Linked DNA regions of Homo sapiens: region 1 is linked to region 2. A link is an interaction called in ENCODE POLR2A ChIA-PET data of the cell type or tissue named here. Cell type or tissue: OCI-LY7. All regions are shown on one strand. Links, peaks and the distances in the headings refer to the core of each region. The heading gives the core; the rest is flanking DNA. Region 1 has its middle 34 kb from the start of BMPR1B-DT. Region 2 overlaps SMARCAD1 (SNF2 related chromatin remodeling ATPase with DExD box 1).

Region 1 (16,709 bases), core at 5,779-13,778, 440 kb before region 2:
CTCAGCATCTGTTTCCAGGAAACCCAACCTAGGACTTGGTACTGGAAGTATTCTTAGGAGGCAGCTCTGCAGTGGGGCTTTGGAAGGGGCTCAGCAGACGGAGTATCAAAAGCTCCTGGCAGCTGTAGCAGTTCAATTGTTCATGAGAGGTTAAGGAGTATAGGATACCGGTGGAAAGGAACGCTCTGAAGGATACTATTGTCTCAGGCATTTGAGAAGCATGGAGGAAGTGGTGCTTTTAAGGACCATGGAATTAGATGTCTGTTGCTGGGTATTATTGATGCATTAGAAAAAAGACAATGAAGACAATGGTGATTAATCACCAACTTAAGAAGTGCAAGTTATAGACTGTCCTTGGCTGCGTATAAAGAGGTTCATCTTCTGCAGCTAGAGGGCAGAAAAAGCTAAGCATCAAACATTAGACTTAATTAGAAAGGGGGTGAAGTCCAGAAGTTTGTACTCTCAAATCTGATTTGATTATCACACCTTGATTGGAAAGGACCTGGGACTTAAGAACATCTGGGTCAATGCAATCAAGAACTCTGAAATCTGAGTCTGCTGAACCCTTTGAGCCTGAAGAAGTGGCCCACTCCTCTCTGTTGAAGACTAGTTGAAGGCTGGCCCTTATAATCTTTCTTAAGGATGTTGCAGAAGTCTCTACCTAGCAAGATAAATACACTCTGGCCTGTCACAGTGGCTCACGCCTGTGATACCAACACTTTGAAAGGCCAAGACAGGTGGATCACTTGAATCAGGAGTTCAAGACCAGCCTGACCAACATGGTGAAACCCCATCTCTACTAAAAATACAAAAATTAGCTGGGTGTGGTGGTGTGCGCCTGCAATCCCAACTACTTGGGAGGCTGAGGCAGGATAATTGCTTGAACCTGGGAGGCGGAGGTTGCAGTGAGCTGATATTGCACCATTGCACTTCAGCCTGGGCAACAGAACAAGACTGTCTTCTCAAAAAAAAAAAAAAAAAAGAAAAAAGATAAATACATTCCAGATGATGGGAAATAATCCTTATGAAGGTTGAAGGTTCAGGAGCTTAAAGTTTACAGTGACTTTTTTTTAAGGACATATAAGGCTATCCCCTCAAAAATAAAGGACAAATTATTGCATCTCATATCTGCCACACCTAAGAAAGAAGGACAATGCTTTTAGTCCTTTTAAGATTTTGGAGACAGCTTATCCACTCTGTGTGTCACCATACTCCTTCTTTATACTCTACATCCTGTGATGCCCCATTTAGGATCCTATGGTAACTAGTAATGTATCTTCACATTACATATGTTTAAAAATACACAATAAAGTGTTTTAACCAATATGAAGAAAATAAGGTAATTTGTAAAATTAGTACATATCTTGACATGCAAATACTTTGATTTAACTACACTGAAAGACATAAGTAAGTATTGTAATCAGATTTTTTGAACCTATATCTTTAAGGTTATTGAACCTATATCTTTGAACCTATCAATTGTGATAATTACAATATAGATTGATACATAGTTGAGTTACTCAAATACCAAGGATATTATCAATTATATGGTTTTTCAAAATGGTGATTAGCTCTTGGTAAAGTTTCAAACATTAAAAGTGCAATTATGGCCAGGCGCAGTAGCTCATGCTTGTATTCTCAGTACTTTGGGTGGCCAAGACGGGTAGATAGCTTGAGGTCAGGAGTTCGAGACCAGCCTGGACAACGTGGTGAAACTCCGTCTCTACTAAAAATACAAAAATTAGCTGGGCATGGTGCCAGGCACCTGTAATTCCAGCTGCTTGGGAGGCTGAAGCAGGACAATCACTTGAACCCAGCAGGCAGAGGTTGTAGTAAGCCAAAATCACACCACCGCACTCCAGCCTGGGTGACAGACTGAGACTCCGTCTCAAAAAAAAAAAGAAAGTGCAATTATTTATCAGGTACTTACATTACTGGAAAAAAAATCAATGTATATTGAAACCTTGAAAATAAAATCCTCTGTTTACATATAAAATAGAGTAAGCTTCCACATTCAGTTAATTATAAACAGATTTTTACCTACTGTCCAGCAGGAGATTCAAAAGACGTGCAATGTTAATTAATTCTTAATTGTATGGAAATGTTTTTTCATTGAAGGATACTAAATGCCAATAGTACTTCCAATCATTGTGATAACCAAAAATGCCCCCCTTTGAGGAAGTACCTATCCTGATAAGAACCACAGCTCTAATATGTCTGAATTTCTCCTGTTTCCTTTGCCACTCATTACATGCTAGTTTCTCAAGGTATCAGCTGTCTGTTAGTAACCCCAAATCCATATCTCCAGCATCATTATCTTCTTAAACTTTAGATGTGTATTTTCAATTTTCTGAAGGATATAGAATCTGAAAACCTCACCCATACATCAGACTGAACCTGTCCACCTCATTTTGTTAACTTTTACATAAATCTATTTATATTTCTGTTGTCTTAATCTGTGCCATTCTCATATACTCAATCATGCAAGTTAGCACCCTGGGTATCATCTTTGTTTCCTCCCAACTCTTACTCCCACATCAACGCAATCAGTAAGACCTTCTGATTTTGCCATCATCTCTCCATTCTATAACCATTGCACGTCATACAGAAAACAGTAACCTAACAACCAGAAGAAAATAGCTGGATTGTAAATGTGATCATGTTATCTTCCTGATTTAAACTCTTCAGACAGGACTAATGTCTCTTCTGTGTTCATAAATAACACCTTGCATGTACTTCAATCATTGCCTGTGCCACATTGTATTATAATTACCTGTTTGTATTTCTGCCCCACTAAGCTATAAGCTCCCTGATGTCAGGAATTGTGTTTTATTCAGTTGTACATTCCCAGGGCCTAGCACAACACTGGATGCAGCACAACAGTCAATAAATATTTGCCGAATGAATTAAAGATCCATAAGAAACCACAATACTAATGATTAACTTAATGTGAGTGAAGTAAGGTGTAACTTAATTATAACATACAGATTTGGGTGGCGGGGCACGGTGGTTTATGCCTGTAATCCCAGCACTTTGGGAGGCCGAGGCAGGTCAATCATTTGAGGTCAGGAGTTCGAGACCAGCCTGGCCATCATGGTGAAATCCTTTCTCTACTAAAAATCCAAAAATTAGCCGGGCATGGTGGCAGGCACGAATTGCTTGAACCCAGGAGGCGGAGGTTGCAGTGAGCTGAGATTGTGCCACTGCACACCGCCCTGGGCGACAGAGCAAGAATACATCTCAAAAAAAAAAAAAAAAGAGAGAGATTTGGGTGATGATCTTTACATTATCAATGAAATTATTGACTACCAAACTATCATCCTTTGAAATTATTTCAGGACAAAACAGATATTAAAATAATTTTAATACATTCTTTACCTCACATGAACAATAACAAAAGGGTTGGTCTGATAACTTGATGAACTTATTTTCTCTGTTTTAACAGCTTCTTTAAGCTGTTAAAAAATCTTTTCTAATCAGAAAAGGAAAATGGCTTTCCTGATTGTCCTTTTTCTCATTTATTTAAAAATAGTCATTAAATAGCAACCATGTGCCAACCAATGTGTCAAAAAATGAGAAAGGGTGGGTATGGTATCTAAGATCTGGTCTTTCTTTTGAGGTGTTCAAAGCATGATAGGGGAAAGAGTCATGTAAACAAAATCCCTAAGCACTGTGGCAAGCGTAACAATGAAGTTATGGAAAAAGCATTATGAAGTCACCAAGAAAATTGTGATTAACAGGTCATTGTGGGAAAGATGTTATCTAGGAGCAGGCTTCCTAGATAAAGTCACACTTGAATTTGGTTGTGTTGTTCTGTCAGTCAGGTTAGGTGAGGTTATGCCATGGTAACAAACACCACCAATGCATCCGTTGCTTTAATACATGCGCAAGTTTTACACATCACTCATGTTACACATCCAATTCCAGTTAGCAGGAAACTACTGCTCAGTACAGTCACTAGGAGCCCCTGGTGACAGAGACTTCGTCTCAACAGGTAACTTCATGATAGCTGGAGCAGCGGGAGAGAACTCGGCAACCCTTGCCCTTGAAACTTCTGCCAGGAAATTTCTGCCTGATGAATACAGCACATCTGCTCACCACATATTGGAAAAAGCAAGTCACATGACCACATCTAATTTAAAATGGGATGGGAAAAGAGCGATCTTACCAAATGCCTGAAAGCAGGAGAAACTGACCATTTGTAAATGACCCTAAAGATCACCAGTTATTAAGGATGAACAAGACTGTGTTACATGAAGAAGAGAAGGAATAGCAGGCACAGTGTCACAGAGTGTGTTGTGATGAAACAGGAGCATTCCCTGACCCCCCCTTACAGGATGTGCAACAGGGGTGTGGCTTGTCTGCTTGGCCGCTGAATGCTCAAATCCTTTACAGGATGGGAGCACACCGACAGGCAGGTGCAGGAAGCCGGGCAAGTGCTTTTGGGCTCCGGCCCCAAGGTAGCATCTAGGGGTGGGTGCCTGTGACTCTAGAAGCCCCAGTGGGCATGCCACAGTGCTCTTTTAGCTCTGTTGTCTGCAAACAGCTTAAGAGTTAACCAGCTCAGTGCCCTCTTGGTACCCAGGTTCTTGTCTGGTGTCCAGGAAGAATGAGGTCACACACAGACTCAAAGGATGGTGAATGCAGGGATTTTATAAGGTGATGGAGGTGGCTCTCAGCGGATGGATGCGGAGCTGGAAAGGGAATGAGTGGGAAGATGATCTTCCCCTGGAGTTAAGCTGTCCCAAACACATCTCCTCTCTAACCGTCCCCAGCCAAACTCCCCTTGACTTTCGGACACTCCTTCTCTTCTCTCCTTCTCTGCTGTGCTGCTCTTCTGCTCCTCTACCCTTCTGTTTGTGTGCTCATCTGCTTATGGAGCCTGCGGTTTGCGGTTTATATGGGTGCAGGATAGGGGGGCGTGGTGGACCAAAAGACATTTGGACACGAAAACAGGAATACCTGTTCCCATTTAGGGCCACAGGTTTCCAGGCTTGAGGGTGGGGCCTTTGCCAGGGAACTGCCCCCTTCTACCCAGTATATCCCTGTCTCCTGTCTGAATCAGCACGATGTATGGGCAATGACATTAAGTTTGTGTTGTCTGGGACGTAGGCTATAGAGCCAGAGATGTTAGAAAACAGTTGGAAAGGGAAGTGAAGGCCACGTTGAGAAGGGTCTTCTTAGCAGGTTGAAGAATTTAGACTTTTATCTATCAGTAACATAGAAGTACTTTTCAAAATATTTCAATCAATTTAATCTGTGTATCTATGGTAAATTGGGAGATAATAAGAAGTAGTAGAGAGTAGTTAGAATCACTGTGCTTCAAAAAGAAACTACATACTTGTAAGCCACGTTTCTGTTTTTGAAAAGAAAGAGGATAGAAAGAAAGAAAGAGAGAGAAAGGAAGAAAGAAAAGAGAAAGAGAGAAGAAAGAACAAAGAAAGAGAAAAAGAAAGAAGAAAGAAAGAAAGAAGAAAGAAAGAGAAAAGAAAAGAAGAAAGGAAGAAAGAAAGGAAGGGAAAGAAAGAAAAAGAAAGACACTACCTGAGAAAGCAAAATTCCATTTTGTCCTCTATAATCTGTATCCAGAGACTATGTGGGACATAGGCCCTTGTACTGAGTAGGTGTGTGAATGCAGATCAGCCTCTGGCTGGAGGCTCTGACACTTCCCTTAAGGAGGTTACAGCTTTTAGAAACAACAGGGTGATTGAACTGTGATTTCACCCCTGACTAGAAAACAACAATTCCCCCTGTGGCTTAAGGGTAACCAGGGTTTTGTTTTAAATTAAAAGTAAATTACTTATGTTAAAGATGCCCTAGGGACCCTTAGGTATTCTATCATTTAAAGCAAACCAAGCAGAACTCAGAAAATTATTAGCATTCCTCTAGAGAGCACTTTGGGCTATCTCCTATTGTCCATTCAATGGCCAGTTTATTAGGAACTTTTGTGAGGATTGTTTATCAAACTCAAACTTTTCCATGTAATTATCAGGCAGAGAGAGAGTCTAAATAAACAGAAAACATACGAATAACTAACTTATCTTGCCAACAGATATTGATGAAAAAGCTCAGCTTCAAACTCCACTATGGCAACTAATACCACAAATAGGCTTTATTTTTTTCCCATCACAAAACAAGTTTATTTAATAAAGAAAGTAATATACATGTATGGATACAAAAACCCATTCACTCACTCATTTACTCATTCAATCAACTTCTAGCAAAGGTCCCAGCTGGATCCCAAACTGAAACTCCAACATAACAGGCATGCCTAGTAAACAGACACGTTAGGTCACTTAAAGTTGAGCAAAAGCTCTTCATGGGCACATGAAGTTAGGGTCAGGAGAAGGCAGACAGCAAACTACTTTTCTCGACTCTTGATTCCACTGCACATTTGATGGGGTCTTATGTATAGAGGGACTGTATCCAGATGGTCAAGTTGCTGTCTGGGGAGGGACAGGACACAAACAATACTACTTCTGTGCTCAGGTGTCCAAGGGAGTCAGGGGGGAGAGGGAGAGGGTACTTTCCCCATTTCTACACACACACACACAGCATCAGTATATAGTGGCCTCCACAGAGTATCATGCCATTTTTTGATACCCAGGGCATGTGTATTTGTGTGTGCAAGCATAGCCACCTTGTGGCACAATTCTAGGGAGTGCCATTCTGTTGGAGTGTAAGGAAATGGTAGCCCTGGGGTTGTACAGGGCATAATCTCTATTGTCCTACACAGCTCTCCTGGCAGCCCTGTTCAAATCAGAAGACTGCATCCTGAGCAGAGATATTAGTATTGCCATGTTGGTCTCTTCATGCAGTCTCTAATCAGTAAAAATCAAAAGGGGGCTGGAGTAATCACCATGGTGGACCTACTTTTTAGCACAAAGAAGCCATTCCTTTCAAATTCCCAGAAATAGCTGGGTGAGACATTAAGAGGGCTGGAAGGTCCTGCAGGTGGAAAAAGGAGTGAATTCCTGCTGTTAGTGTAACAGATGAGGGACCCCAAGGAAGCTGGGCTGTAATTTATTCAAAAGCATTTACTGAGCACCTAATATGTCGCAGTACTATGCTATATATATTTTTAAAGCATTTTCAAAAAATAAATAAAAGTCAATGTATTTTACCTGGAAGTGTTGTCTAAAATCATAGAGTTCCCTCTGTGCAGCATCTCATCCAACACTTCCCTCATGATGAATAACAGCCACTTCTGGGGGTAAACACACACACACACCCCCACAGGTTTTCTTACCCTATTCATATTCTCGTGTAAGCAGAAATAAATACTAAAATCCCCTTGGGTGCTCTTTTTTTGGGACTCCACATCCAGCATAAGTGATAAAACAGAAAAGATTTTCTTACTTTCCTTCCAAATTCCAAGTGGTATTAAAAAAGAAAAAGTTCCAATAAAATTGGTGGTGCAGTCAGTTTTGGTGGAGGCATAGCCTTTTCTTTTGTGTTCCAACATACTGCCTACCTCTAATTTGGTCTACCCACAGAATGTCACTGCCAAGGTTGAAAACAGAGGGTCTTATTCAGATACATTCTTTGTATCTCAAAACAACTTTAAGTATTGAGATAATCTGATACAGGTGGCATCTCTTCTTAAATCTTCTTGTTTTGCCCTTGGACTTTGATCACTTACATGGATACAACTAAACCTCTGAAAATGCCTCACAGAAATGTATTACTGTCCACATATGTAAAATCTCCACTTCACTTTCAAGTTCAGTTTCAGTCCTACAAACCAACACAACATAAAAACAAGAAGAAAAAAACCAGGATACTCTGCCAACAAAGTCAACTTTTCCCACAAGATCCAAATATTCCAGATTCATAGTACACATAAAACTTTTTATACTATTGCATTGGAAAGGATATTTCCAGTGATCCACCCATCTATTTTTTTAGCCTTTAACTATCTTAATACCCTGGATCATGCTTCACACTCTAATTCTCACCCTGGACATGAAACTGTTAAGCTCCAAGTGACAGATTTTTATTTTAGGAAAAGAAGCTCACTACTTAACAAAATAAATTCATTTCCTCACATCTATTAAAGTTTGAAAACTGCTCCTCCCTCTCCAAGACTCCGTCTCTAGACTAAGCTAATGTTTAATCCGCAGTTTACCTGGTACTCTGACAAAAGTTACATCAGAAGGCCTTTGTTAAATGTCCTTTCAGAGGTGATAAATGAGAAAGCACTTTAACAGAAATTGATTTTAGCAAAACTCTTGGCCCACTTTAAAGCTTTTTCTTACACCGTTCTCTGTCCTGATATAAAGTCCAGGTTGACAACTAAGAAAAGACAGTGACATTTTAGAGGCAAAAATATCTCTGATCCTATAATTAAAAAGATGATATTGAGAATTGATATTTTCATTACAATTAAAATAGTATTGCTTGATCTAATGATCAAATGAAATTATGTGAGAATGAATTCTAACCCATTAGTGGGCCTTGTGTTTTAAACATTAGAATTTGCTCACTCTCATGAAAATTATTTAACTTGTGTATCTGTTTAGAGGTAATCCTTTTTTTTTTTTTTTTGGTAAAGAAGAAGGTTCTGTGATTTGGGGATAGTGAAATTCATTTTTAATTATTTGATATAAATAATGCATTTTGATAAGTGTTAGTGACTCTGACACTTTTTAAAACTCAATGTTTGTTTGACACCTGGAAAAGTGATCTCTCAATTTTAAATATTATGATGGAAAAGCAATTACATTTTAAGTAATGTTTTGATTATACCTCCCCTGAGCTTTATGGAAGTAAATCTGAGCTCTTGTTGCTGTTTAACACCTATCATGAAGCATAGATTTAATGAAGAACTGAATATGATAATATCATACCCAAATATTGGAGGTGGAAATAGCAACTATGATTCTTGCTTCAACTATGCTAACAACATAAACAGTTTTGCTTTTTATGATTAAACTGAATGGTCAGTTTAATACAAAAAAATGACGACTGTGGTGAGATCAATCAAAATAGTCAAACTTTTTAACAGTATCGTTCACATTTACATTAGTCAAGGTTCCCAAAACTTTAATTATAAAACCTTTTTTTATCAGTTCATGACAAAATTTTTCAAACTTAAAAGAACACAAAATGAGCGATAATTGAAAACATCAAGAAATACCAAGAAATTGAGGCTGAATATACAAGAGAGGGTTATGTTAAAATAGATGTTAAGTAGAGCTTGGTTTAGGCAGCATAAAAATCATAATTTAAATATTTTTTCTAATAGAAAAACATGTGAATAGGCTCTTGTGTTCTTATGTAAACTGGCATAAATATGCTTGTATATTTTATAAAACGTAAGTGCCAGGATCCAAATGGCAAGTTTTAGCAGGTGTAGGATTCACGGCCAGTTTTGTGGTTTATCACATCTCCCCTTACAGGAAATGAAAGTGGAAAAAAGAAAAAAAAAGCAGAAGCTGTGAATCTGGTCAAGGGCAATTGATGCTTATAAGTACACACTTAACTTTCCTGGCTGGCATTCTACAACCTTGCCTGTATCATAACAAACTGAAAAATCACTTCTACAGACAATTTTGTCATAAGGCAATGACACAGCCCTATCCTTATACAGGAGGTGGCTAGAGACAAGGCAAGCAAGGATAAAAAACGGAGCTCAATTTAATAAAATGTGTATACGATATTTTGTTAAGGAAGTAAATTTTTATTATTATTATCTATGATAATAAATTTAAACTGGAAAATTAGGGCCATTTTTTAATCATTAGAATGGGAAGAAAAATCAAATTTGCTTTAATAAGTAGAAAAGGACAAATGTGAACTTTAGCATTGTTCAGAAAAAAAGAAAAACACATGACTTTCAGTAAGGCCACTGAGTATAGCTGTGTGGGTTGAGGCCTGCAAGAGGGCGCCCAGCCCAGCAGACTTGGGGGAGCTAGAACCCAGCTGGCAGTCCTTTTGCAAAGCCATATACCCTAGTGGGTGCATCTGCCTGCCCAGAGGAAGAGGCACTTTTTTCTAATTCTCAAAGAAGCAGAGGCCGTGTTTAAAAACAATACACAGTGTTTCCTAGGGCTGTGGGAAGTAGAAAACTACATATACTGCTAGAAGAGTATAAATGAATACAAATTGTCTGAAGGGCAATTCAGAAATAGGTACTGTATAAGATGCCTTCACATGTTCCATATTCTTTGAAACTTCAAGTCCCACCTATAGAAATTTATTTGAAGATTAGCTGTAGTGGTGGTTTTTAAAATGTGTCTATAAAATGTTTTACTCTCCTCCCTTCAAAAGATGGAGCCTAAGAGATCATGCCACTGCACTCCAGCCTGAGCGACAGAGCGAGACCCTGTCTCCAAAAAAAAAAAAAACATGGAGCCTAATTCCCCGCTTTTTTTTGCAGTGCCGCCATCTCGGCTCGCTGCAACCTTTGCCTCCCAGGTTCAAGAGACTCTCCAGCCACAGCCTCCCAAGTAGCTGGGATTACAAGCGCGCCACCACGCCCGGCTAATTTTTGTAGTTTTAGTAGAGACGGGGTGTCACCATGTTGGCCAGGATGGACTCGATCTCCTGACCTCGTGATCCGCCCGCCTGGGCCTCCCAAAGTGCTGGGACTACAGGCGTGAGCCACTGTCCGTGCCCGGCCTTCCTCTCCTCTTGAATGTGGACCAGACTTAGTGAGGACTAACTTCTAAAGGATACCATGTGAAGGAGCTGCTGCCATATGAATTTGAAGGCTAAATTGTAAAAAAAAAAAAAAAAAAAAAAAAAAACCCAGCTTGCATCTGTGTATCTGGCTTTCCCTCTCTCACATCACTTGCTCTGGGGGGAGGTGAGTTGCTGTGTTGTAAGAAAACTCAAACAGCCTGTGGGCAGATCTATGAGGGGAGGAACTGCGGCCTTCTGCCAAAATCAACATTAACTAGCCAATCATGACAGCCAAGTCTTTAGCCTCTGACAAGACTTCAGGTGACTGCAGACTCTGTGACATCTTGATTACGACCTTACAGGAGATTCCAACCCAGAACTACCCAGTCATGTATGTCTCTATTTTTATTTATTTATTTATTTATTTTGAGACCAAGTTGTTAATGCAGAAATCCAAATAATTAAGACAGAATATACATAATAGATATCCAAATAATTAAGACAGAAAATACATGTAGATATTTATTGCAATGATGTCTATAATGGCAAAGAGTAAGAAAAAAAACATTCAATATGAGAAAGTGATTAGAGTATTATCACATGACTATCCATAAGATAAAATAAGAGGTTGACATTAAAAATGTTATTCTAAAAAATATAGAGAATATCAATACTAAGTGAAAAGTAATTTCTAAACTATTAGGCACAGTATAATTTTTTTCTTCTTTTCTTTTTTAAATTTATTAATACATAGTAGATGTACATGTTTTGGTGAACACGTGACAATCTACTACATTCATAAAATTTGTAAAGATCAAATCAGCTTAATTGGGATATCCGTCACCTTAAATGCTTGCCTTTATACTAAAAATTATTCCCTTCCAGTTATTCTGAAATATACAATAGATTATTGTAATCTATCATCGCCTTACTGATCTATCAAACACTAGTTATTACTTCTTCTATCAAACTGTATATTTACACCCATTAATCAACCTGTCTTCATCTCTCCACCCCTCTGTGCTTCCCAGCCTCTGGTAACCACCAATCTACTCTATCTTCTCTATCTTCATGAGATCCACTTTTTAAGCTCCCACATGAGTGAGAAATATGCAGTATTTGTCTTTCTGAGCTTAGCTTATTTCACTAAAATAATGACTTCTAGTTCCATCTGTGTTGCCGCAAATGACAGGATCTTATTCTTTTTCATGGCTGAAAAATATTCCATTGTGTATACATACCACCTTTTCTTTATCCATTCATCCATTGATGGATACTTAGGTTGCTTCCAAATCTTGGCTATATGAATAGTGCTGCAATAAACATGGGAGTGCAGATATCTCTTCGATATATTGATTTCCTTTTTTTAAATTTCTTTTTTGGATATATACCCAATAGTGGACTTACCAAATCATATGGTAGTTCCATATGGTAGTTCCATTTTTAGTTTTTTGGGGAATCTCCATACAGTTTTCCATAGTGGCTGTGCTAATTTACATTTCTGCCAACGGTGTGCAAGGCTTGCCCTTTCTGCACATACTTGCCAGCATCTGTTATTCCCTGTCATTTTTTTTTTTTTTTTTTTTGAGGCAGAATCTCACTCTGTCTCCCAGGCTGGTGTGCAGTGGTGCGATCTCCACTCGCTGCAATCTCTGCCTCCCAGGTCTGAGAAATTCTCCTGCCTCAGCCTCCCAAGTAGTTGGGATACAGGTATGCGCCACCATGCCTGGCCAATTTTTGTATTTTTAGTAAAGACGGGGTTTCGCCACATTGGCCAGGCTGGTCTTGAACCCGTAACCTCAGATGATCTGCCTGCCTTGGCCTCCCAAAGTGCTAGGATACAGGCATGAGCCACTGTGGTGCCCAGCTCCCTCTCCTCTTTATAAAAGCCATTTTAACTGGGGTGAGATGATATCTCATGGTGGTTTTTCATATATCTCTTAGTCATTTGTATGTCTTCTTTTGATAAATATCTGTTCAGATCTTTTGCCCAATTTTACATCAGATTATTTGGAATTTTTTGCTATTGAGTTGTTTAAGCTCCTTAAATATTCTGGTTATTAATCCCTTGTCATAGGTTTGTCTCTTCACTTTGTTGATTGTTTCTTTCACTGTGTAGAAGCTTTTAGGCTTGATATGATCTCATTTGTCCATTATTGCTTTGGTTGCCAATGCTTTTGAGGTCTTACACAAAAAATCTTTGCCCAGACCAATGTCCTGGAGTGTTTTCCCAATGTTTTCTTCTAGTAGTTTCACAGTTTCAGGTCTTAGATTAAATCTTTGATTCATTTGATTCATTTTTATTTGATTTTTGTATATGATGGGAGATAGGGGTCTAGTTTCATTCTTCTGCATATGGATATCCAGTTTTCCCAGCAGCATTTATTGAAGAGAATGTTTTTTCCCCATTCTTTGTTCCTGACACCTTTATTGAAAATGAGCTGGCTCTAAATATCTGGATTCATATCTGGATTCTCTATTCTGTTCCACTGGTCTAGGTGTTTGTTTTTATGCCAGTACCATGCTAATTTGATTACTATAGCTTTGTAGTATATTTTAAAGTCAGGTAATATGATGCCTCCAGTTTTGTTCTTTTTGCTCAAGATTGCTTTGATTATTAGGGGTCCTTTGTGGTTCCACATAGATTTTAGGATTTTTTTTTCTATTTCTGTGAAGAATGTCATTGGTATTTCAGAAGGGATTTCATTGAATCTATAAATTGCTTTGTGTAGAATTGTCATTTTAACAATATTAACTCGGCCGGGCATGGTGGCTTACGCTTGTAATCCTAGCACTTTGGGAGGTTGAGGCAGGCAGGAGGTAAGGAGTTTGAGACCAGCCTGGCCAACATGGTGAAACCCTGTCTCTACTAAAAATATAAAAATTACCCAGGCATGATGGTGGGTGCCTTTAATCCCAGCTACTTGGGGGGCTGAGGCAGAAGAATTGCTTGAACCTAGGAGGCAGAGGTTGCAGTGAGCTGAGACCTCACCATTGCACTCCAGCTTGGGTAACAAGAGTGAAACTCTGTCTCAAGGAAAAAAAATATATATATATATTAACTCTTCCAATCTGTGAGCATGAACTATCTTTTCATCATTTTGTGTGTCCTCTTCAATTTCTTTAATCAGTGTTTTATAGTTTTCCTTGTATAGATCTTTCACTTGTTTGCTATTGGCATATATAAATACTACTAATTTTCCTATGTTGATTTTGTATCTTGCAACTTTACTGAATTTGTTTATCAGTTCTTATAGTTTTTTGATGGGGATCTTAGGTGTTCCTCAGTATATCAGGTCATCTGTGAACAAGGCTAATTTGACTTCTTTCTTTCCAGTTTGGATGTCCTCTATTTCTTTCTCTTGTCTGACTGCTCTAGCCAGGACTTATAGTAGTACTATGTCAAATAACAGTAGTGAAAGTGGGTATCCTTGTCTTGTTTCAGCTCATAGAGGAAAGGCTTTTGATTTTTCCCCATTCAGTAGGATGTTAGCTAAGGCACAATATAACTCTATTATGTAAAAAAATTTCTAAAATCTATATGTCTATGAAAGACTAGAGGAGTCTAAAATAAAATGTTAGCAGCAATTTTCTATGGGTAACATAGAGTTAAACTTTTTTATTTTCCCCTGCTGGTTTATATTTTCCAACTTTTCTACAATGAGTATGTATTACCTTTTTCAAGATAATAAGAATTTTGTCAAGATTAAAAGATACTGCGACACAGAGGCAAGATAAATAGAACAGTAGAAGGTCAATGGTCCTGATGTTTGAGTTCCTTCTACGGTATTCCTAGAAGTGAACTTGCCCTTTATGTTTCACCACTCTTAGTGAGCTGGAAACTTGTTGTTCCCCAAAATGACCCATTTCATCTTTAAGCAGCTTTTACTGAGAGAAAGTTATTCTTTTTTTTTTTTTTTTTAGATGGAGTCTCACTCTGTCACCCAGGCTGGAGTGCAGTGGTGCAGTTCGGCTCACTGCAACCTTTGCCTCCTGGGTTCAAGCGATTCTCCTGCCTCAGCCTCCCAAGTAGCTGGGATTACAGGTGCCTGCCACCACGCCCTGTTAATTTTTTGTATTTTTAGTGGAGATGGGGTATCGCAGTGTTGGCCAGGCTGGTCTGGAACACCTGACCTCAGGTGATCTGCCCGCCTTGGCCTCCCAAAATGCTGGGATTACAGGCGTAAGCCACCATGCCCAGCCGAAAGTTATTCTTTATGTGAGCTAAAATTATTCTTTCTATCAAAGTTTCTGAGAAGGAACATACTCTTAAGTGTGAAATAATCTCTGAAGAATTAAAGGAAATTTTCATTTATCTTATTCTATATATAAAACTTTTATCAGTAAAGCAACAGATCTTATTAACTTTTGATGGCTTGATATTATCAATAAATTCAGAGTTCATTGACAAATAAAAACCATCAATTCTTTTTTTCCTGATTTTGACACAAATACTACACCAATGTCCACTTAATAAAAATAATTAACACTTATGCAGTAATAAAAAATTTGGACATAAGTCAAGGATTTTATTTTACTCATTTAAAGTGATTTAATATTCAGTAAGATGGCTCCTGGGAATCTATTTTTAACAACATTCTTTTCAGATAATTCTGGACCTCAAATTGCACTTTGAAAAACTCTGTTTTAAAGATTTTACAAAAGTTACACACCCTCAGAAAAACACATGCACAAAGTTTGCACACAATTTTAAGAGTTTTATAAACCTTCTCAAACCCATCATTTGTCCATATTCCAACAATTGTGGAGCAAGTCTTACATTCAGTATCTTTCTTCAGTAAACAGCAATTGGGGCATATACTATATACCAGAGAAGGTTAAGACTTCATAAACTCTCCAAAGTCATGGGTCTACTTGAGAGCTTCTGTGTTTTGGCATAATTGATCTCTTGACTGCATAAATCCCTCTATTCACCCCAACTTATTCCAAGTTATGGCATACATAAGAAATGACCATTGTTGTAGGGCTAAGTAGAAAAGTCCAAAAGCAGGGCATTCCAGCTTTCCAGCCTCAGTCCAGCCATTGGGAGGGATCAATATGACTGCCCATGTGTAACCCATATGCAGTATACTTGTAGGGCCCACCATTTAGGGATTGTTGGCATGGGTGAGATATTTGAAAAGCCAAAAATATATTTTGAAAGATATGTTAACTTATGCAATGATAAAAGGTGATGTCTAGGTAACTACATAAATTGGTTCTTTTTAGGATGCACAATCCATGAAATAATAGCATGAGCTCTCAAATGATACTTAGAGGGTGTCAGTATTCCAACAATTGTGGAGCAAGTCTTAGATTCAGTATCTTTATTCCATAAACAGCAATTGGAGCATATACTATATACCAGAGAAGATTAAGGCTTAATAAACTCCAAAGTCGTGGATTTCTTCACTTTTGACATTTGACAGAGTTTTTGTGAGAAGAGGACAAAATGAAAAAGGAGAATAATGGGCATGTTTACATGATTTGGGGAGTTTGAAGTAGAAAGTTTAGACCAATAGATATTACCTCTGAATAACCTCATTGTGCCATTCAGTCAGGCTGCATATATATATCATAGACTCAAGAATATTAGGAAACATTAAGCTAAAGAATAAAACCAGAGACTTCTGGCTTAAGGAGATAGATTGAAAAGAATTTTCTGCTGCTTAATACTTAACAAAGATAACTGCATTAAAAATAAAAAGATTATCTGACATTCACTAAGTGCTTACTCTATGCCAGGGATGGTTCTAAAAGCTTTATCTGCATTAAGTGCTTTGATCTTAACAGCAACGCTTTGAGGAAGGCACTTGACAGACTGGAAAACTAACATAGAAGCTAAATAGCTTCACGCCCAGTCTCATTGAGCAAAGAGCGAGACTTGAAGCCAGCAAGTGTGGCTCTAGAGTTTATGCCTTTATCTATTCTACTACAGCTGCCTATCATAGGTTTTTTAAAAAATGTAAAAACCGGCCGGGTGCGGTGGCTCACTCCTGTAACCCTAGCACTTTGGGAGGCTGAGGCGGGTGGATCACAAGGTCGGGAGATCGAGACTATCCTGGCTAACACAGTGAAACCCC
Region 2 (16,709 bases), core at 4,882-12,881:
CTACTACCCATTATTCTGTTCTAGATCTCAAACGTGCTTTCTTTACTATTCCTTTGCACCCTTCATCCCAGTCTCTCTTTGCTTTCACTTTGGCCCTGACTCAGCAAATTACCTAGGCTGTACTGCCGCAAGGCTTCACAGACAGCCCCCATTACTTCAGTCAAGCCCAAATTTCATCCTCATCTGTTACCTATCTCGGCATAATTCTCATAAAAACACACGTGCTTTCCCTGCTGATCATGTCCGATTAATCTCTCAAACCTCAATCCCTTACAAAACAACAACTCCTTTCCTTCCTAGGCATGGTTAGTGCGGTCAGAATTCTTACACAAGAGCCAGGACTGCACCCTGTAGCCTTTCTGTCCAAACAACTTGACCTTACTGTTTTAGCCTAGCCCTCATGTCTGCGTGCAGCGGCTGCCGCTGCTTTAATACTTTTAGAGGCCCTCAAAATCACAAACTATGCTCAACTCACTCTCTACATTTCTCATAACTTCCAAAATCTATTTTCTTCCTCATACCTGACGCATATACTTTCTGCTCCCCGGCTCCTTCAGCTGTACTTACTCTTTAAGTCCCACAATTACCATTGTTTCTGGCCCGGACTTCAATCCGGCCTCCCACATTATTCCTGATACCACACCTGACACCCATGACTGTATCTCTCTGATCCACCTGATATTCACCCCATTTCCCCATATTTCCTTCTTTCCTGTTCCTCACCCTGATCACGCTTGATTTATTGATGGCAGTTCCACCAGGCCTAATCGCCGCATACCAGCAAAGGCAGGCTATGCTATAGTACAAGCCACTAGCCCGCCTCTCAGAACCTCTCATTTCCTTTCCATCGTGGAAATCTATCCTCAAGGAAATAACTTCTCAGTGTTCCATCTGCTATTCTACTACTCCTCAGGGATTATTCAGGCCCCCTCCCTTCCCTACACATCAAGCTCGAGGATTTGCCCCACCCAGGACTGGCAAATTAGTTTTACTCAACATGCCTGAGTAAGGAAACTAAAATACCTCTTAGTCCAAATAGACACTTTCACTGAATAAGTAAAGGCCTTTCCTACAGGGTCTGAGAAGGCCACCGCAGTCATTTCTTTCCTTCTGTCAAACATAATTCCTCAGTTTAGCCTTCCCACCTCTATACAGTCTGATGACGGACCAGCCTTTATTAGTCAAATCAGCCAAGCAGTTTTTCAGGCTTTTAGTAGGTTTCAGTGAAACCTTTATATCCCTTACGGTCCTCCGTCTTCAAGAAAAGTAGAACGGACTAAAGGTCTTTTAAAAACACAGCTCACCAAGCTCAGCCACCAACTTAAAAGGGACTGGACAATACTTTTACCACTTTTGCTTCTCAGAATTCAGGCCTGTCCTCAGAATGCTACAAGGTACAGCCCATTTAAGCTCCTGTATAGACGCTCCTTTTTATTAGGCCCCAGTCTCATTTGACACCAGACCAACTTAGACTGTGCCCCCAAAAAACTTGTCATCCCTACTATCTTTTGTCTAGTCATACTCCTATTCACCGTTCTCAACTACTCATGCATGCCGTGCTCTTGTTTACACTGCCGGTTTACACTTTCTCCTAGCCATCACAGCTGATATCTCCTGGTGCTATCCCCAAACTGCCACTCTAAACTCTTGAAGTAAATAAATAATCTTTGCTGGCAGGACTATGCTGCATCTCCTTAGGCACTCTCTCATCAGATGTCCTAGGTCCTCCCAATTCTTAGACCTTTTATACCTGTTTTTCTCCTTCTCTTATTCCATTTTGTTTCTCAATTCATCCAAAACCGTATCCAGGCCATCACCAATCATTCTATACGACAAATGTTTCTTCTTACATCCCCACAATATCACCCCTTACCACAAGATCTCCCTTCAGCTTAATCTCTCCCACTCTAGGTTCCCACGCCACCCCTAATCCCGCTTGAAGCAGCCCTGAGAAACATCACCCATTCTCTCTCCATACCACCCCCCAAAAATTTTCACCACCCCAACACTTCAACACTATTTTGTTTTGTCTTATTAATATAAGAAGGCAGGAATGTCAGGCCTCTGAGCCCAGGCCAGGCCATCGCATCCCCTGTGACTTGCACGTATACATCCAGATGGCCTAAAGTAACTGAAGATCCACAAAAGAAGTAAAAACAGCCTTAACTGATGACACTCCACCATTGTGATTTGTTCCTGCCGCACCCTAACTGATCAATGTACTTTGTAATCTCCCCCACCCTTAAGAAGGGACTTTGTAATTCTCCCCACCCTTGAGAATGTACTTTGTGAGATCCACCCCTGCCCACCAGAGAACAACCCCCTTTGACCGTAATTTTCCATTACCTTCCCAAATCCTATAAAACGGCCCCACCCGTATCTCCCTTCACTGACTCTCTTTTCGGACTCAGCCCACCTGCACCCAGGTGGAATAAACAGCCATGTTGCACACACACACACACACACACACACACACACACACACACAAAGAACTCATAAAACTCAACAATAAGACAACAAACAAGCTGATCAAAAGATGGGCAAAAGACCTCAATAGACACCTCAACAAAGATACAGGTAGCAATAAGCATATGAAGAGGTGCCCAACAAAATGTCATTAGGGAACTGCAAATTAAAACAAGATACCACTATATGACTGTCACAATGGTAAAAAATCCAAAACAGCAGACAACACCAAACGCTGACGAGGATGTGGAGCACGGGTAACTCTCATTTGTTGCTGATGAGAGTACAAATGGTACAGCTACCTTGGAAGACAGTGACAATTTCTTATAAAACTAAACATATGCTTATCATACAATCTAGCAATTGTGCTCCTTGATATTTATTTCAAGGACCTGAAAACATGTCCACATAAAAACCTGTCCACATATATTTACAGAAGCTTTATTCACAATTAAGAAGTCAAAAAAGAGAGGAGGATGTTGGGGAGAAAGAAAGAAGAGGAAAAGAAAAGCCCAGATAGGTATGATCTTATTTAAGGTGTTTCTTTCCTCTCAATGTTTTATGAAATTGAAAAAAAAGTTACCTAATACTTTAGGCCGGGCGCAGTGGCTCACGCCTGTAATCCCAGCCTTTGGGAGGCCGAGGAGGGTGAATCACTTGAGGTCAGGAGTTCGAGACCAACTTGGCCAACATGGTGAAACCCCATCTCTACTAAAAATACAAAAATAAGCCGGGTGTGGTGGCGGGCACCTGTAATCCCAGCTACTCAGGAGGCCGAGACAAGAATCACTTGAACTGGGAGGCACAGGTTGCTGTGAGCCGAGATCACGCCACTGCACTCCAGCCTGCATGACAGAGGGACTCTGTCTCAAAACAACAACAACAACAATAACAAATATAAATTATTAAGGATTACACATAAAAACAGTGTATTTTCTAAGTACCTTGATTCTTTGGATCAAATTTTCTTGTTATTAGTTGCTATAAGTAAATGATAATAGGTTGTATGTGAATCTCATTCAAAACCCTCCAACATGTAATCCAGGCAATCTGAAGAAAAATTACCTTTAACAAAAGAAATGCAAATAATGTTCTAGATAATAAAAGTAGTTAGCTTTTCTTCACTCTTCTGCATAGCTAAATTTCCCCCACATCAAGCTTTAATGAAGACAGAACTAAGTAAAAGTGATAATCCAATGCTTATACAAAATTATGAAAATTCAAAATAAGATAATCCTATTTATACAAATCATAATACAAGTATAAAGTATAACCACAGCAAGTTTCATAAGGAAATATTTAGCATTATTATAACCTTTAGGTAATCTTTTTGCGCTGAAGGACAATACATTCCATTATCCCATTGTGTATGCAAATTAAATGTCTCTTTGCTTCTATACAAAGAGAGGGTGGCTAAGCGAGAGTGAAGTCAAGCAGAAAGTGAACTGCATATTGAATTTATAATTTCAAAAATACATTTTTGGTAAGAGTTAAAACAATCCGAATTCCTTAAATTTATGGACTGTGAAGTATCACACGTAAGGTCACACAAATGGAAACCAAATCTCCTCATACCCCGTCTCTCCACTACACGATAATGCCAACTGTTAGGAACTACAGTAATGTTTCAAAGTAAGTATCTACTGGCATAAAGTTAAAACTCTATGGGGGTCCCAAACAGTTATAAAAATGCATAAGGCATGTCTTCTTTGTGTAGCTTGCATTTAAAAAATGCTTCAGTTGGTCAAGATATTACTCCAACTCTCGCTTCATTTGCTCTGTAGTGATAATGGGTTACAGTATTTACTGACATCAGTCCAATGAAGGAACCAATGAGAATACATCCTAAGTAGTAAGTTCCAATTTACTGGCAAACAGGCAATATTAAGCACATAAGATAATCTCATTTGTGCCCAATATTATATGATTTTAAGGGTAGGAGGAGGAAGGGTTAGAAACTATTAAAAAGGGTGTGAAAATACAACTTATGATCACAAATATTTTTATTAAGCCCAAGACATAATAGCGCATTACAGGAAGAACCCAACTACATTTCATTAGAGATAAAAGTATGGATATAACAACAACAACAATAACAACAAAAAAAGAAACAGCCTATCATTGAAAATACATTAATACAGAAAACATGAGATATCCATTATGAGATTTTAAAAGGTAAAATTCCTAACAATTTGAATAACTGATTTGGGTATAGTGATGTACAAGGAGGTAGTATTAACACATGAAGACTCCTTTTAGCCCTGTAATGGTAAAATATATTCAGTCTGTTCAATATACCATCAAGACTGGGGTTAAGCCGTGAGTTCTCAGTCTTTAATATCTAAATAATCACTGTAAGAGTTTTATTTGCCTTCCAAATCCAGAGGGTCGTACTACCTAGCATCTTAGCAAGTTAGGATGCTTTGAAAAGCATGATTTCCAAAAATTAACAAATCTTTGATTTATAAATAAGTTTATTTATAATGATATTTACATAATAAAAACAAAACACATGGAACTCACAAGTTATACAAAGAAACTGATGTATAATAAAAACAGCAATATAGACTGACAGGCAGAAATTTAAAGAAAGATTTAATAAAGAGTTAAATATCAAATAGACAACTTCACTTCTAAATTTCACTTTGTCACTCACACTGAATTGGAATTGAACAATGGCTCTCTCTTCAGGCGGTCCTGTACTGGAAATTCTGGAAACTGGTAAAATATATTTTGATAAGAGTTTCAAGTTAATGACCTATTTCCATGCAGTACCTAATGCTGCCTTTAGATGAAGTCACATTCAGTCTGCTTTGAAATGAAATAGCTTTAAGTAATCTGTTCTGCCAGGCTAGAAAAATGTCACCAACATTTTGCTGATGCATGGAGATGTGGCAGTAATAAACTACTATTTAGAGAGGAAGAGAATTGGAGCAGAAGTGACTGGGCAACAGTTTCAAGAGAAGCAAAAGCCGGGAGAGGGAAATCAATGAAAACATGCACAAGATTAGGCAGAGTAATATGCACAATTAGTGCAGTTGGAAAATGAACAGAAGGAATTAATCCATGGAGCAAGGTAGGGGCTTCTTTAGTTACTATTCACTGGAAAACAACTTAGTGCCTAGCCAAATAAATTTGTTTCAGCAGAAGTACTTGAGAGGACCTGGGGGATGTTAGTATATGGAATGCCACCTTTAAATTCAGGTTGAGTTCTTGCTGACATTGGTGAACATCTGCTTCAAATAGCAATAAAATGAAAGCTATATAATCTATACAGCTGCATTCTTTAACATAATAAAAAAGAACTTCAAATGAGACAAGCAAAAACAAGACATAAGCATTGTCAAATAAGGCACATGTAAAAATCTACACACATTATCCAGTGAAAGACAATATATATATATTTGGAGGTAGAAATAATTACAAAAATACTGACATTTCTAAAGCATTAGCATATTTGTTACAAACAATCACCAACTAATCCCCATTCAGAAAACTGCTTTGTAAAATGATTATTCAACATCTTCAGAACTACATATTTGTGGCTTCTTTTTTGAAATTTCACGTGTGAGTATTTGGAGAATTCAGTTAGTGGCAAAAAGTTGTCCATACTATGAGAAATGTAATATGGAAATTATAAAAAGTTATAAATGTTCATAAACCCCATGGTCATCATAATGTAAATGTCCTTGAGTGCACCAAGTTGATATTTCCTCATCAATTGAGAGTTCACAGTTCTTATTTCACAGGCCCATTGATGTTTTTAGTAATGTGGCTATATCTGCTGGCATACTCCCTTCATCACCTGTAGGTCAGAAAGTAGCATTAAAAGCTTTATAAAAATATTTTACTTAAAAAAAAATTGTCTCAATTATTTTTTTTCTTTGGTGAATTCTTACTCATCTTTCAAGGGCTAGTTTGCTTCAGTGTCACTCACCCCTGTTAAAAACTTTCCTAAGCTCTACTTAGATTAGGGCTATTTCCTCTATGTTCTTGTTCATATTGCCAACATAGCAATCTAAGGTTATTTTTCCAATTTTATAAAGCTATATAAAAATACACGGTAATACACTGGATCGTATCTAATTCATGGTACTTAACTTCTCACATTTGCTAAATAAAAAACATTTATGTAAGAAATGGAGTAGGGAAAACAAGGATAACAAACCCAAACCTAAACCAACGAAAACCAATCTATATTCTTATTTTTCATCTAAAGATATAATCACTGACTCAGACCCACACTGTATACATATAAACAACATTCTGAGCACAGCATACCAGCTGATGATTAAATTAGCCACTTTAAATTACCTGGTTTATCCAATGTTTGCCCTATATTTTAATTAAATGAGGCCCCAGTATAAGCACTTACAGGAATTATTTGAGATTTTCTAAATCTCTTTGTGTCACAGTGGCAGATAATCTAGCCATCCCTGATTAATTCAATTTAGCACTGAGAATATTTTGAGATGAGTTGATTAATTTACTAGTTAGTGACAACAGCACAGGTGGCAATTCAAATATTTGCTGATCTGTGATAGATCTGTAACTATGAATAATTTTATAAATTAGATGTGGCTGAAATGTAGCAAAACTAACCACTTCTCTCCTCCTCCCCTCTCTCACAAATATACACCTCAGCTATAATCTAAAATTATGAGTACTTTCATCCACTCTTCTTTTCTCTGTTAAAAAAACAAAAAACAAAACAAAACACATATATCCACAGGAACACAAAATAGTACATCAACTCTTAGGGATGTCAGTTCACTGACATCCTTGCTTCCAAGCTCATCCACAGACTTGAAAATAGCCCATAAAATCCAAATTGACACTTCATAAATTACTATATAAACTGATACTATGTTAGGAAGAATGCAGGGAGAAGAGAAAAGAAGGAAAAGAATAAGGAGATTCTTTTAAACTTGAAGATACTAAAGACAGAATACAATAAAATGCTGTGTGTGAACTTTGGACCCTAGTGTTTTAAGGAAAGCTATAAAAGACATTAAGGGGACAAATGAGAGAAATCTGGATATGAATAATATATGATAATGTCTGAAAATTACTGTTTATTTTCTTAGATGCTACAATGGTATTGTACCAACTTTGAGGAATATGCTGTGATATTGAAAATAAATTGCCATGTTTACAATTGACTTTATTATGGATCAATGGGAAAAAAGAAGTAGAAAAAACAAACACTGCAAATGTCACAACTGTTAAATCGCTGTATTTTTCATTCATACTATACTTTCAACAATTAAAAAAATATATATATATTTTAATAGAGATGGAGTCTTGCTATGTTGCCCAGGCTGGTTTTGAACTCCTGGGCTCAAACGATCCTCCCGCCTGTCTCCCCAAGTGCTGGCATTATAAGCATGAACCACACGCCCAGCCACTGCTTTCATTTTTGTATGACTATTTCTGTAATAAAAAAATTCAAAAAGTATGTAGTCATGATTGTGGTAATATATATATATTTTTAAAGTTCCAAAAGGTAAAAAATGTATTAATACAATTAATACATTAAGGGAAGTTAATGAAAAAAAACCCAAACACAATCTTTATTTTAAAGCAGTGGTTCTCTGATTTTAGCTTTATCAGAATCACTTCAATAGCCTGTTAAACCAAGTATTATTAGGTGCCATCGCCAGAGTTTTTGACTAAGTAGGTATAGAATGGGGCTTGGGAATTTGCATTTCAAATTGCCAATTTCTTAGGAGATGCTGCTCCTGCTGCTGGTACTCTGGTAACAACTAAGGCAAGCTCTAGGAACACAAAAATCTGATAAGCATATTTGAGAGGAATCATGGTCTTTACCTTTCATAGTTTCATGTAAGAGGGGACAAACAGATTGGTAACAAAAAGCAATACATAGTCAATTACAAATATACATTTTTGTTTATAGAGGAAAAGGACCTCACTGTGAGAGATGGAAAGAAGGGCATACATGTATTATCATCAGTCCAGTGTCAAAATTACCTAAATGAAACCCGGGACACAGCTGAAGACAAATGATTACAGCTAAACGAGTAAATAAGAGACGCCATTACATCCTTATTCTAGCAAATAAAATACACACTGGGAAAAACACATATAAACAGCTTTAACAAGATAGAGGAAAACTTCTAGGAAAAGTGGTAAGGAGAGGCCAGGCGCGGTGGCTCACGAGGTCAGGAGATCAAGACCATCCTGGCTAATACGGTGAAACCCCGTCTCTACTAAAAATACAAAAAATTAGCTGGGCATGGAGGCGGGCACCTATAGTCCCAGCTATTTGGGAGGCTGAGGCAGGAGAATGGTGTGAACCCGGGAGGCGGAGCTTGCAGTGCGCGGAGATTGCGCCTCTGCACTCCAGTCTGGGCGACAGAGCAAGACTCTGAAAAAAGTGGTAAGGAGAGGGCAGGATTCTTCATAACTAAACACTTCAAAGCTATTGGCTTGAGAGCACAGCTAAAAATACACTGCTATTTTAACAGACAATGTAGGTGAACATAACAGGCAAAATTTTAGACTGACCAAATTTATACAAATACAAATAATTTACATTATGACTGAAAATGATCAAACATACACATCACCTCTGTTCCCATCACCCATAATACCATTAAAATACGATGGGAGAAAAAAGTGTAAGGGAATTAGACAAAGGAGAAAGAATAGGAGAAAAAGACAACAGCAGACAGAGAGTTGTCTACAACTTTTGAAAGAAAACGATGAAAGAATGGAAACTGATTTTCGATAATAAAGTAAAAGCTTAAGTGTCTGCAGGTGGGAAATGCAAGGCTAGTTCACACCCAGAATCCTTACCCTTCTACCTTCAAAGCTCAGGAAATGGGGGTAAATGGGAAACATGAAGTTATAATCAGCTTGAACAGGTAAGATGTCTAAAGCTTGCCCAAGAGAGCCAGCCATTTGCTCCAAATGTATAAAACTGAAGGTTTATTCTCTTTGGAGAACATGAGTCTGAGGAACTCTGGACTTGTCATAGAAGAGAAGAAAGAGGCTGCTGAAAACAGGCAGATTAACTATTAATATTTAAATAAGAGAACAAACCTCCCTCCTTCATTTCTCAGGGCCATTCTCATACCACCTCTCTCCCTACCTCTCTTCACTTCACAGGAGGTTGAAAAATTTCCCTCTGAGGAAATGAACTAGCCCATAAGAAAAGACTTATAGTTAATTTTATCAACTATTATGGTTCTATTATATTTAGAAACTTGTTAGAATAAAATCCATATATTTGGATATTTGCTAGTATTGCTGAAAAAGAATTTAAATGCTTTACTAAATTCTAAAAGCTGCCCTACCAAAATAATAAGGAAAACATTGCCCAAAGAGAATCTGCCTTATGCATTCACTTTACTGTATTTCCTGGACAACCTGAAACTGGCAAGTTGCCACATGCACACAAAGCCTAGTAATGACTGCTAATTGTTTAACTATGATCACTCTACTTATCCTTACTCTTAAAGATCTCAGTTGCTTCTTACTCAAACTTTCTCTACCGCCCACCTCCCCAAGCTTCCACAGCACCCTGAAATAAATGCTACGCAAGAAAGACTAGTAATTATTTGATCATACGCACTTCTCTCTCGCTGTAGACAGATTAAAGTATATTGATTTTTACAGAACAGAGTGCCTAATATAACACAGACATAACAGTGTCTGTCATGAACAGAAATTTGCTAAATTAAAATGAACAATTATCAATATTAGGAATTAGAATGAAAAAACTTGCTTATTTCCAATTAATTTAACATTAAATAAGAAAAGATGCAGAAGAGTGTATCGTAAGTTGACATGCACCCTTTCTCCCATAAAAGAAAGAACACGTGTTTATTTTTATACACATAAAATAACTGGTCACACACACACAAAAACAAAAGGCTAACACTTGTCACCTCTATTGGGGAAGTTGGGAGATGGGGCGACTAGGAGGCGTCTGTTCTTTCATTTCTGAGTTTTGAACATATTCTTTTCAAAAACATATACAAAAATAAAAATTTTGAACTTAAGAAACTTCAAAAAAATTATTTTAGTATTTTGAAATAAACATGCTTACCTTCTCCCACATCACACATCATCCCTAAACTGTAAGCTAGTTAAGGTAGCCATCTTTGTCATCCTCTTGCACTGACTAATTAGATGCATGGTCATATAGATAAATATTGAAGTTTCTGCTTACAAACAACTCACCTTCATCTACTGTAGTCATATCCTGTTCTAGTTTCAATTTCTGTTGGTTAATTTTTAGCATGGATTCTTCAATCGTCCCTTGGCTTATTAGTTTTATAACTAGTACTTCTCTAAAAAAAAATACAAAATATGTCCATTGGTTACTAAATATAGTTATTTGGATATATGTAAACTATATTTAAGAGTTCAAAAAGAATACTTTGAAAATTACGACAAACATATCCTTAAATTCTTTTATTTAAGCCACTTGAGACTGACATTTTCTGACTATTTAACTTTTAGACACTCCTACAGATGGAAGAAAAGAGAAAGATATTTGTATTTAAAGTAAATTACTGACTGGGCACAGTGGCTCATGCCTCTAATCCCAGCACTTTGGGAGGCTGAGGCAGGTGGATTGCTTGAGGCCAGCAGTTCGAGATCAGCCGATCAGCCTGGCCAACATGACAAAACCCTGTCTCCACTTAAAAAAAAAAACGAAAAAAAAAAAAAACAAAAACCAAAATTAGCTGGGTGTGGTGGCACACACCTGTAATCCTAGCAGTTGGGAGGCTAAGGCATGGGAATTGCTTGAACCTGGGAGGTGGAGATTGAAGTGAGCAGAGATGGTGCCACTGCACTCCAGCCAGAGTGAGGCTCTGTCTCAAAAACAAAACAAAACATTACAACTACATTACAACAAACAGTTCTGTGTTCAGATGGAAATTACTTTTTTCTTTTTTTTTTTTTTTTTTTTTTTTTTTGAGACGGAGTCTTGCTCCGTCACCCAGGCTGGAGTGCAGTGGTGCGATCGCGGCTCACTGCAAGCTCCGCCTCCCGGCTTCACGTCATTCTCCTGCCTCAGCTTCCCGAGTAGCTGGGACTACAGGCGCCTGCCACCACGCCTGGCTAATTTTTTTTTTTTGTATTTTTAGTAGAGACGGGGTTTCACCATGTTAGCCAGAATGGCCTTGATCTCCTGACTTCGTGATCCACCCGCCTTCGCCTCCCAAAGTGCTAGGATTACAGGTGTGAGCCACCGTGCCCGGCTATCTTCACCTCTTTACAGTGCTGTGACCAATGTCAAAATGTACCATTCATCTAAAATAATTTACAACTCAATTTACTTCCTAAAGGGTAACAGGACAGCCCAGCAAGTTTGTATATTACCAAGTTTGTCTGGGACTTAACTGATCTAACAAGCAAGTTTTTTTAATTACTCATCTTTTTCAAAGGGGTAGACAATTTTTTTGTTTGTTTGTTTTGAGATGGAGTCTTGCTCTGTCGCCCAGGCTGGAGTGCAGTGGTGGTGATCTCGGCTCACTGCAAGCTCTGCCTCCCAGGTTCACGCCGTTCTCCTGCCTCAGCCTCCCTAGTAGCTGGGACTACAGGCACCCGCCACCATGCCCGGCTAATTTTTTGTATTTTTAATAGAGACGGGGTTTCACCCTGTTAACCAGGATGGTCTCGATCTCCTGAACTCATGATCCGCCCGCCTCAGTCTCCCAAAGTGCTGGGATTACAGGCGTGAGCCACGGCGCCCGGCCGTCAATTGTTAATACTTCATGAACTGCAGAACTATTTGGAATGTGGGTGGATAATTACTAGAAAATGGAAGGGTTACGTAGTGCAGTTGATGTTCAACACTGCTGGTATAAAATACATCAGTAGCCATGCTTTGCCGAAAAAACAAAAACTAAGGCAGGACATCCAACACTATATTCTAATGGTCTACACAAATTAAAGTGGCACTGAATTAAAAATACATTCCAACTAAAAACACTTACTTAGTCTGGCCTACTCTATGGCATCTATCTTCTGCTTGTTTGTCATTATAAGGATTACAGTCAATATCGTGAAGTATAACAACATTTGCTGAAGTCAGATTTATTCCTAATCCACCAGCTTTTGTTGATAGCAGAAACACAAAGATATCCATATCGGTATTAAACTCATCAATTAGATGAATCCTGTAAGATAAACAAATTAGGTTAAATCTCACTAAAAAGTTGTATAATGTAATTAAAATGGAAAACAATCATTATCACATGAAAAAGAAACCTGAAGATGTATGTACATCTCTTAGTATTGCAGTTATTTCTCCTCTGGCTATATCACTGAAGAGCCTCCTCAATTCCCCAACTTCTTTTCTACGATATTGCTACCCCTACCAACTCTTACTTCAATTCAACTATTCAGATTCAATTAATTCCTAAATGACTATTTTGTCCTTTTTAAACTTGTGGCTTAGCTAAATTCTGTGTATGGCTTTTCAATCTTTAACCTTCTCAGAAGTATATCGGCTCCTACTGGCAGACAACATTTCTGATGAATCAAGGACTTCATGATCAAATTGTGTAAGTGGATTCTCTTCTTTAAAAAAAAAAAACATTACTTTTACCTTTAGTCTAATGCGGGTGGGAAAAAACCACTCTGGCCAACAGAAAAAAAATAAATCAAAATATATAATGCAATTTAAACATACTACACAATTCCGTCCTTATTAAGACAATCCCTTCTTTACTAAGCTCAATCTTTACAACCTTTGGGAATTAAAAAAACTTTAATTACCCTTAAAATGTGAAAGATTTTAAAACAATCTTGATGAAAGATAAGGTGTTTTAGACTTTGAAAAAAATTTAAAGGTGAAAACCATAAAAAATACAATTCTAATAGCTGTTTCAAAACGTATTTGCGCCGGGCGCGGTGGCTCACGCCTGTAATCCCAGCACTTTGGGAGGCCGAGGCGGGCGGATCACGAGGTCAGGAGATCGAGACCATCCTGGCTAACACGGTGAAACCCCGTCTCTACTAAAAATACAAAAAATTAGCCGGGCGTGGTAGCAGGCGCCTGTAGTCCCAGCTACTCGGGAGGCTGAGGCAGAATGGCGTGAACCCAGGAGGCGGAGCTTGCAGTGAGCCGAGATCGCGCCACTGCACTCCAGCCTGGGCGACAGAGCGAGACTCCGTCTCAAAAAAAAAAAAAAAAACAAAAAAACGTATTTGCATGTAATTCAGAAAGAAAATTTAAAAGAAAATTATTTATTTTTTGAGATAGGGTCCCGCTCTGTCACCCAGGCTACAGTGCAGTGGTGCGATCTTGGCTCACTGCAACCTCCGCCCCCCGGGGCTCAAACAATCCTCCCACCTCAGCCTCCCTAGTTGGGACCACAGGCGTGCACCACCACACCTGGCTATTTTTGTTGTTGTTGTTGTTGCTATTGGTGTTTTTAGTAGAGACAGGGTTTTGTCATGTTGTCCAGGGTAGTCTTGAACTCCTGAGCCCAACCAATCCGCCCGCATCAGCCTCCCAAAGTGTTGGGATTACAGGCGTGAGCCACCATGCCTGACCATTGAAATTACTCTTATTTTAAGGTAATGATTTGAAGTAATCAAACATAAAAACAACAAAATACTATCAATTGTTTGTTAGACAATTAAAATCCTAACAATAATAATAAATGAGTTATTTTTTTGTAACTAACATGAATTATACCAACCTTTCAGAAATCTGAGTCTTTCCATCTAATCTGAGGTACCTATGCTGATGATGTTTTAATAGAACCTCTAAGATATCCAGCATCATGGTAAATTGGCTAAATAACACAACTCTATCACCCTGTGAAAATACATACATGAATTAGAAATAGAAAAAATCGTTTTACTACTCAAAGCCTTGACAGGTTTAAACAGTTAGAAGTGTTACTTATATCATGTTGATAAATTTGCAGAAAATTCTCTGTGATAAACTGCTTCTTTAATACAAATCAGTAATACCGAAGACGTATGTCTTATTGCAGCCTATATATGAATAAACTGCCTTAACTTCAGGGCTAAAAGCTAGCTCTCAGTTTTGATTTTAAGAACAGTTAAATTACTTCCTTTTCATAAGAAAAACGTCGGAAAATGTGGACAACTGCTTATGTATGTATTATCTGGACTGTGATTTTACAAATTTAGGCTATTTCACACATAAACGGCAGCATTACTTAAATAACTAACAAATAGTGTCTTTAAAAACTAATTTTGAAGCACACATACAGATTGTCACCTATGAAATAATGACAATTAAGATTTTTTTAAAACATCAATACAGATACAGTCTACTAACTTTCTATTGTTTTTGTCTGAGGTTCAACAGAGGAAAGGAGGTAATCAAGAAAATACGTCAAGAAAATGTTCAAAACACTAAGTTCTGGAAGAATGCAGAACAGACATAGGCTAATTCAAGCAAGTCAGTGTGCCAGAATTGCTTTAAGAAGTTAAAGTAATTGAGAAAATACAAAAGAAACGCCATTCTTTTTTAATACCTTCTGTTTCAATTCAGACAAGATGCATCCTAAAACTCGAAATTTTCCAGAATCTAAAATCAAGTCCATGTCTAACTGAAAGTTATTAATGTGTCGGTACTGTTTACAAAGTACATGTAGTTCGAAGTCTGTCATAACTTCCATATCTTCAAAGATCAGGTCAGGGTTAGCCTCACAATGTGTAGGTTCCTTAAAACAAAACAAAACACAGTATACTTCAAAATAAAAATAATTAATAATATGATGAGAAAAGTTTAATAAAACTGTTTATACCTGATAAAATATCTAAATCATAGAACCTTTTAGTGTAACAGACTTATCAAGGAAAATTAGTATTAATCTTTTAGGTATAATAAAGGGGGAGAAGTCCTTACTGTTTGAGAGATAACATACTAAAATATTTACAGATGAAATAACATCTAGAACTTGGTTCAAAATAACCCTGGGGAGAAGTCTGGGGTATAGATGAAACAAGGGTGGTGTTATTATCAAATGGTAACTTTCAAAGGGGTGAAGTAACATATGGGCAGTTTCATTATGCAATTCTACTTTTATAAATGTTTGAAATTCTCCATAAGTTTAAAATAATAAAAAAAAATTTAAAAAGAAATGGGTTGGTCAGGTGCAGTGGCTCACGCCTATAATCCCAGCACTTTGGGAAGCCGAGGTGGGTAAATCACCTAAGGTCAGGAGTTCGAGACCAGCCTGGCCAACGTGGTGAAACCCCATCTCTACTAAAAATACAAAAATTAGCTGGGCGTAGTGGTAGGTGCCTGTAATCCCAGCTACTCAGGATGCTGAGGCAGGACAATCACTTGAACCTGGGAGGCGGAGGGTGCAGTGAGCAGAGATCATGCCATCGCACTCCAGCCTGGGCGACAAGAGCAAAAGTCTATCTCAAAAAAAAAAGTAAAGAAAAGGAAGAAAATGGGTTGCTTTCAACCAAAGATCAGTAAGGATAAATAAGGTTAAAATGTTAAAGGAGAAAGAGGCAAAAATAAAGAGTAATTGCTAAAATTATAAAGAAATAAAATGAAAAAGAAGTGCATTATGGAAGTCTAGACTAGGAGTTAGCAAACTGTTCCTGTAAAGGGCCAGATCATATTTTAGGCTTTGTAGGCAAAATGACCTGTAAGGCAAGTACTCAACTCTGCCCCTGTAGTGAGAAAGCAGTCCCAGAAAACAAAAACAGGCATGACTGTGTTATAGTAAAACCTTATTTATAAAAATAGTCACTGCCGTAAGGCCATAGTTTGCTGACTTATAATGTAGGTTATCAGTCCTTCTTTGTTTTTATGTCCCCCAGATCATTTTGAACTTAGTCTAAAATGTGTTTTTCGTGTTTCAGTGCAGTGACTGATGCCTGTAATTCCAGCACTTTGGGAGGCCAAGGCGGGCGAATCGCTTGAGCTCAGGAGTTCAAGACCAGCCTGGGCAACATGGCAAAACCCCATCCGTACAAAAAAATTAGCCGGGCATGGTGGTGCGTGCCTGTAGTCCCAGCTATTCAGCAGGCCAACGCAGGAGGATGGCTTAAGCCTAGGAGGCAGAAGTTGCAGTGAGCCCAGACTGCCTGCCTTGGCAACAGAACCAGACCTGGTCTGAAAAAAAAAAGTTTTTCTTAAATATGTAGTTAAAGGTTTAGTATGCCCATTGGGTTCACCAATCTTATAGCCTAACAACTTAACCTCTTATTAAAGCTTAGTGTTAACATAATATGAAATCCTTACCTTTAGCATAAGCTGA

Evidence for each region. ChIA-PET counts read pairs that join two places held together with the same protein. Peaks named below come from ENCODE experiments on the same cell type or tissue, not always from the same donor. Only the 100,000 strongest peaks of a DNase experiment are listed, where the experiment ranks them.
Region 1: POLR2A ChIA-PET joins it to region 2 with 13 read pairs; 2 of 35 experiments call an interaction of 5 or more read pairs at or near these places.

What each region holds. Positions count from the first base shown.
Region 1 is chr4:94,715,659-94,732,367 of GRCh38, reverse strand. No RefSeq gene overlaps it. Among named protein-coding and RNA genes, the nearest start is that of BMPR1B-DT, 34 kb to the left of the region's middle. In OCI-LY7, for the core only: no CTCF peak of the experiment used is centred there; a DNase peak (open chromatin) is centred at 9,407.
Region 2 is chr4:94,279,035-94,295,743 of GRCh38, reverse strand. SMARCAD1 (SNF2 related chromatin remodeling ATPase with DExD box 1) reads right to left here. Exons shown (of 24, transcript NM_020159.5): 19 at 16,694-16,709; 20 at 14,964-15,152; 21 at 14,154-14,272; 22 at 12,441-12,623; 23 at 10,675-10,784; 24 at 4,452-6,271. The coding sequence ends at 6,210. Among named protein-coding and RNA genes, the nearest start is that of HPGDS, 55 kb to the left of the region's middle. In OCI-LY7, for the core only: no CTCF peak of the experiment used is centred there; no DNase peak of the experiment used is centred there.